Linked DNA regions of Homo sapiens: region 1 is linked to region 2. Evidence: chromatin contacts called from ENCODE Hi-C or POLR2A ChIA-PET data. All regions are on one chromosome and are shown on one strand. The core of a region is the stretch at or near the end of the contact, and the rest is flanking DNA. Distances in the headings are between cores, read along the strand shown.

What was found. A loop is a pair of places that touch in the nucleus more often than their neighbours do. ChIA-PET counts read pairs that join two places held with the same protein, here RNA polymerase II (POLR2A). Pooled maps may share reads with other maps.
Region 1: a pooled map shows a loop between it and region 2 (3-fold over the local background). The contact joins the enhancer-like site here to the promoter of LIMS1 in region 2. A Hi-C loop is called at or near these places in 2 of 37 single-sample maps with no recorded cell type and 5 of 50 pooled maps. POLR2A ChIA-PET finds 5 or more read pairs at or near these places in 1 of 52 experiments (GM12878).

What each region holds. Positions count from the first base shown.
Region 1 is chr2:109,217,004-109,220,526 of GRCh38, forward strand. All of the region lies in intron 1 of SH3RF3 (SH3 domain containing ring finger 3), which reads left to right. It also overlaps a transcript of RANBP2 not described here. Among named protein-coding and RNA genes, the nearest start is that of MIR4265, 77 kb to the left of the region's middle. Within about 2 kb of position 1,513, at least 6 of the 41 ENCODE cell types and tissues checked have a DNase peak (open chromatin) inside an H3K27ac peak, as active enhancers do; they include GM12878, where a contact is called at or near this core.
Region 2 is chr2:108,532,500-108,535,864 of GRCh38, forward strand. It overlaps LIMS1 (LIM zinc finger domain containing 1), which reads left to right and starts at 1,971. Exons shown (of 10, transcript NM_001193483.3): 1 at 1,971-2,095. The coding sequence starts at 2,064. It overlaps GCC2-AS1 (GCC2 antisense RNA 1), which reads right to left and starts at 1,720. Exons shown (of 3, transcript NR_135290.1): 1 at 1,330-1,720. RefSeq lists silencers at 834-1,128, 1,617-2,216.

The DNA of each region.
Region 1 (3,523 bases), core at 263-2,762, 680 kb after region 2:
GCTGGATTTAAGTGGAATTACACAGTATTTATCCTTTTGTGTTGGCTTATTTCACTCAGCACAGTGTCCTCTAGGCTCATTCATGCTGCAGTGTGTGTCAGATCTCCTTCCTCTTTAAGGCTAAATCCTATTCCATCGTACGGTCATCCACATCTTGTTTATTCATTCGTCTGCTCATGGACACTTGGGGTTGTTTTCTGTAGACAATATTCTGGGAGCAATCACTCTTTTAATAAAATTCTGTCTTCCATTGAACCTTTTGGGTATCTTTTATTATGGTTTTTCAAATACAGAGTCCTTGGAGAACCTTGGTTGTTCTCTTTGTAGATACGTATTTGGAACTGCACTTACCATATCGTGAATGAGGCTACAGGTCAAATTCCCATCTGAACATCACCCTGATCTTGACCTTAGTCTGCTCACCAGATGGTTTGTCTCAGCTCCAGGTTTATGGCCACGATTGGTAAATAGACTCACTCCACATCTTAGTAATAGGAAGAAGTCATCCCGGGCTTCCCCAGACTTCAAGTATCTTTAGAATGTTGAGCTTCCGGCAGATTTTTCTCTACCAGGACCTACCACATCCTGCATGTGTTATAAACAGAATCAGTCCACCAGAATGAGAACAACCTGCCAGTGATGGGAATGAGATGAGGAAGCTCTCTCACCGGCTAGAAGACCAGATGTCCGAAGACCTTTTTGGGGGAGGGTGGGGTGTTGCCTAACACCAAATAACTATGGCCACTCAACTAATAGATCATTCTTCTCCCGCCTGCATCTGATTGCTGGCCTGGCTGTGGTGCTGGGCAGGCTGGACACCACCAGCTTCCCCCAGGCAGGGGAGCCCCCATCTCCCCCATACAGGGGATCTCTGTTGTGGCCTGGCACAAGGGAGCTGGCCCGGCTGTGGGTGGCCTTGCAAGACAGCTCAGCCAGGACCTTTCCCTCGAGGGCTCTGCCTTGCTCCTGCCGGTTGCCTTCCCACAGGTGTGCGGACTCGAGTTTGCTTGGATGGAACCAGGTGCCACAAGTGAAGCAAGTGGCAGACAGCTGCGGGGAGGGGTGCTGTGTTGTGGTAAGAGTAGTCAATAGAGGTTTTTGGAAACTGAGTAGAGACAGAAAACCATTGTCCTCTCCTTTTCTGTTCTATTAAAAAAAAAAAATCCTGCCTGGCCTCACCAGTTTCTGAGGCACGTGACAAAATTTAGTTTTCATCAGGGTCCTTCATGTGGCATGGCACAAAAAAAGACATTTCAGTATTTATTTGAAACTTTCTTGGCTCTCTTGCCCCCGTTTTTGTGGCTTAGAGGAAGGTGTGGATTTCTTCTACTTCACCAGAATTGTCCTTTCAATTCAAAATATGGGCTTCTGAGTTGCTGGATGAAATGTTCTAGAAACAGTCTTTGAGTGAAAATGTTATGCTTAACAAAACGAGCTTCAGTTTCCACTTCCTTTCTGCTATACAAACCTATGTGGTGCTGCTTATTAGGCAGAAATAGAAGAGCAGATGGAAGGGTGTGTGGTACGGATGCCTTCTGACCACAAAATCAAACAATAGACCTTTTCATCTCTCGGTCAAAATACAGCCTCATCACCTCTCCTCTCAGCCAAAAAGCAACACAGAAATGCACAGTTTGGGCATAGGAGCAGGCCCTGCCGGCCAGCAGGAGTGAGGGAGGGTGGTGTTTTCTTGCCCTTTCATCATGGCTGGACTTTGGCACTTTGTTCTCTAAGTGAAAACAAAAATAGCCACTGACTTGGGCTCTGACTATATTTGCTGTTTCTTTAATGCTTCTCTTCCTTGCTAAAAATACATTAGAGGTGATTAATCAAACACACACACAAACACACAAACCCACAATCAATGCAATTAAAAATATATAGGTGGAGAAAGACAAGAACCAGGTGAGAGCCCTGCCTTCCCTGCACGGACCAGGCTTGTAGAGGGGTGTGTCTCTCTTCCTCACTGTTTCTGTTCTGGGATTATGCCTGTTATGGGCACTGACCTCTCTTTCTTGGCTGCAGTGCCATTTGGGGGCTCAGTCCTCATTTAGCTGACCTTAATTTGGATGGTTCCCAACTTTCCATCAACTGGCATTGCACATGACTGGCTTTGTGGAGTTCCACCTCTCTCGCTCACACCCCATTCACAATGAGGATAGAGGGGCTACCGCCTGGAGCATGGGAGGATCCTGAACTTGGGAGCTTCCATGAGAGAATGTATTTGAGTTGTTCTCAGACTACCGTTTTTGCTCAGCACTTTTTTGGGGGGCTCAGTATTATTTCCAAAACATTTTGTGTAATTACATAAGGTTTCTACTTCTTTAATTTGCCAAGTAAAATGTTAAAAAATTTTCACCATCACTTAATAAAACAAGGAACATTTTAGTATTGCAAAAGGAGGAAGAACAGCCATTTTTATCCGACATAGAATTGGAAGCTCTAGACAGAGAAATTAGGGAAGGAAAATAAATTATTGGCTTCCAAATTGGAAAAAAAAAAGTAAAATTATCTCTGTTTGCAGATGATACGATCTTATGCATAGAAAACTCTAAGGAGTTCTCAGAGTTTTCAGAGCTAGTAAATGAATTCGGCAAAGTTGCAAAATATAAAATTAAAGCTCACAGTTCAGTTGTATTTCTATAGACTTGAACAATCCGAAAAGGAAATAAAAAATTCAATTTGCAATCTCATCAAAAAGAATAAAATACTTGGGAATAAACTTGACCAAAGAGGTGAAAGATTGGCACACTGAAAACTACAACATGTTTTTGATACAAATAAGTGGAAATGCATCTCTTGTTCATGGATTGGAAGACTTAATATTGTTGAGATGACACTACTACTCAAAGTGATCTACAGATTCAGGGCAATCTCTATCAAAACCCCAATGGCGTTTTTTAGAGAAATAGTAAAAAAGCACTCTAAAATTTATATGGAATCTCAAGGGACCCCAAATAACCAAAACAATCTTGAAAAGGAGGAGCAAAGTTGGAAGACTCACACTTCCTGATTTCAAAATGTACTATAAGCAATAGTAATCAAAACTATGTTATTAGCATAAGGGATAGATATATAAACCAATGGAATACAACAGAGATCCCAGAAACAAACTGTCACATGTATGGTCCATTGGTTTTTCAACAAAGAAGCCAAGATCAGTCAATGAGGAATGGGCAGCCTTTTTAACAAATGGTGCTGGGAAAACTGGATATTCTTATGCAAAACAATGAAGTCAGACCTTTATCTAACATGGTCTAGAAAATTAACTCAAAATGGGTTAAAGATCTCAACATAAGAGCTAAAATTATAAAACTGTTATAAGAATACACAGGTAAAAACCTTCATGGCCTGGAATTAGGCAATGATTTCTTGAGTGTGACACCAAAAGCACAGGCAATACAAGAAAAAAATACATAATTTGGATTTCATCAAAACGCAAAAGTTTTGTGCTTCAAAGGATACCATCAAGAGAGTGAAAAGATAACCTAAAGAATGGGAGAAAATATTTGCAAATCATTGT
Region 2 (3,365 bases), core at 721-3,220:
AAAAATTGTATTTTATTTTTGTTTTATGATACTTTAAGAAATCATTTGTATTTTTCTGTAGAAACCTGTTTTTCTCTGAGTTGAACATTTTTGTACTGATTTTTTTAATAATTAGAACTTTTTTAATAATTTAGAACTTTTTGTCATACATTTTACAAATATTTTTCTTGGTTGGGGTTTGTTATATTTATTTGCTATGCAGAAAATTTAGATTTCTATGTAGTTACATTTATCAATTTTTATTTATTTATTTAGAGACAGAGTCTTGCTCTGTCGCCCAGGCTGGACTGCAATGGCGCGATCTCGGCTCACTGCAACCTCTGTCTCCCAGGTTCAAGTAATTCTCCTGCCTCAGCCTCCCAAGTAGCTGGGATTACAGGAACCCCGCCACCACAACCGGTGAAATTTTTGTATTTTTATTAGAGACGGGGTTTCACCATGTTGGTCAGGCTGGTCTCAAACTCCTGACCTCAGGTGATCCACTCACCTCAGCCTCTCCAAGTGCTGGGATTACACGCGTGAGTCACCGTGCCCGGCCTACATTTATCAATTTTTAATTTTATGGTTTATATGCTCTTTGAAAAGTCTCTCACCACTCCAACCTTACTTTTGTTTTTTTCCCTTGTTTTCTTCTGGTATTTTCATAACCTCTCTCTTTTTTTTTTTTTTTTTTTTTGTTTTTTGAACATTTAACTATTTGCTTTGTTTGGAATTTACTTTCATGTGAGGACATCAAATAGATCCAGTGTTTTCCTCCGACATGCCTCGACTGGCAGGAGACCAAAGTTTTCATTCTATTACTAGAGAGTAGCTATAGTTACAGAATCAGGTATCCTGAGAGAGATCATTTATGCCCAGGATGAATAACTTGTCTTATCTATTAAATCTATTAAATCCTTTGGAGATTTCACTTTTTTTTTTTTTTTTTTTTGGGACGGAGCCTGTTACCTAGGCTGGAGTGCAGTGGCGCGATCTCCCAGCTCACCACAAGCTCCGCCTCCCAAGTTCAAGCGATTCTCCTGCCTCAGCCTCTCGAGTAGCTGGGATTACAGGCATGTGCCACCACCACGCCCGGCTAATTTTGTATTTTTAGTAGAGACGGGGTTTCTCCATGTTGGTCAGGCTGGTCTCGAACTCCTGACCTCAGGTGATCCGCCTGCCTCAGCCTCCCAAAGTGCTGGGATTACAGGCGTGAGCCACTGCGCCGGCCCCAAAATTTCAGGTTTTGATAGACGGAATGGGTGAAGAAAATGAGAGCTAGCAAGGAAGAACAGGATGCAGAGGCAAGACTGGAAACTCTCCAAGAAAGGTTAACTTTTCTTAACTCACAAGTTAAACAAAGGCTGCAGGCTCCATGCGGAGCTCAGGCACCCAGCGGTGACCGATCCAGACCAGGTCCTCCCGGAAGCCCGGCCTGCCCGACAGAGCCTTACCACAGAGCCCCCTCAGGCGTCCTCGCCAGGACGGGGCGGAACCCTGTGTAGCTCCCACCCCCGGGACGAAGGCCGCTGCCAGGGCCGCGCAGCCACGCGAGTGGAATCAGAGGAGCCTCGAGGCAAGGAGAGCCGGGCCCCGCTCCCTGCGCCCGTCACCGCCATCCTTGTTGTAGGGAACTCGGCCCCCGAGCCGCCGCCGCGCTCCGTGGGCTCCCAATGAGCCCCTACCCCAGCCACCCGCTGCGTTTGCGCCAGCCTCCCAGACTAGCCTGGGGTGCTGAAATGGGGGCGGGCCCGAGCCACGGGTTGGGGCGGGGTCTGATGCGCGCCCCGCCCCGCAACGCCCCGCCCCCCCGCGCCTACCTCTCCAGTCCGCGCCCTTCGGCGCCCGCCCCGCCAGTCCCCGCCCCTCCTTGCCCAGCCGCTCCCGCCCCTCCCCCGCCTTCCCGCGCGGCCCGCCTCGCCTTCCCCCCCCTCCCGCGCCCCCGCGCGGCCGGCCCCTGGCCTTCCTCCCCTTCCTGCTCCGGGCCCGCCAGTAGCCGGCCGCGGCGGCGAGGGACTAGGACGCGGCTGGAGCGGCGCCGGGAGACGAGGGGCTGAGAGACGGCGGCGGCCGAAAGCGGAGAGATGCTGGGCGTGGCGGCCGGGATGACCCACAGGTACGGGCCGCACCGCGCGGCCCCCGCCACGTCCGCCCCGCAGCTCCCGGCGGGCCTTCGGGCCGGGCCGGGCCGGGCCTGGCGCGGGCGGGCGGCCGGGCTTTCCCCGCGGCCTCCCCCGGTCGGCCGGAGCCCCGACCCCCAGCGCTCGGGTGGCGGCGTGGCTGCGTCCGGGCCCGCGGAGGAGACGGCTGCTGTTCACTCCCGGGTGTCCGCGGTGGCACAGGCGCTGACGCCGCCCCGCTGCTCCGAGAGTTCCATAAGACAAATCAGTATTTGCCGAGCTAATCATTTATCTTCTAGCAGTAGGGATCAGCGGGTCGCAGACGTCTTGGTCTCAGGACCCCTCTTGGGACTAGAGGACCTGGAATGGTGGCTATCTCCATAGACTGTACTAGAAAGGAAAACCGAGACACTGAAGTTACTATTAACTCATTGAATAAATCCGTGGTATGTTAACGTACATACCACATTTTTATGCAACATAGGGTTTTGCTAAAACAAAAGAGTTCGTGGGACGACTGGCGTCCTTTACAGTTTGCGAATCTCTTGAGTTGTCTGACTTAGTAGAGACAACTACGTTCTCCCATCTCCTTTGCAGTTCAGTCTGTTGCGGTATGTTTTTATATGAAGAAAATCTGATCTTACACAGATGTGTAGTTGGAAAAGTGAGTACTGTCTTAATAGCTGTTTCAGATAATTATGGGTATTCTTTATTACTACACCAAAACTACGTAAGTGGAAGTTTCTCAAAGGCTGGTTTGGACGTGGAATCTGAAGCTACTGTCAGCGGACTTTTCACACAGTTTCGTTAAAATTCCTTGGTCTGTCTTGCAGTTTGAATGCAGCTAAAGCTCCTGTCAGTGGCCTTTGCACACAGTTACGTTAAAATTCCTTGGTCTGTCTTGCAGTTTGAATGCAGCTGTTACCCATTGTAACACCATATATTTGTCGTTTGGAAGATATTGGCTCACTGAGTTTGGCAGATCTCAAGCTGACGCATTTCATTAATAGCGCCGAATAACATTCGTTACCATCGCTATTGATTTCATTAGGAAAGTCTTTATGTTAAAAGCCGTCAGATACAAGGTGGTGTTTACAAGTTTTCCAAAATTCTCATTTTCGGTTGAAAGCTTGCTTTTTATCATTGGGAGCAAAATATTGTCAATTGTTTTCCTCAAAGTGACAGACTCACTTTGTTCAGTTTCAAGGAAGTGTCCGGCAATACAGGTTTAAATAACCCTAGTTTGTCAGTTGTTCTTTCCCGTAA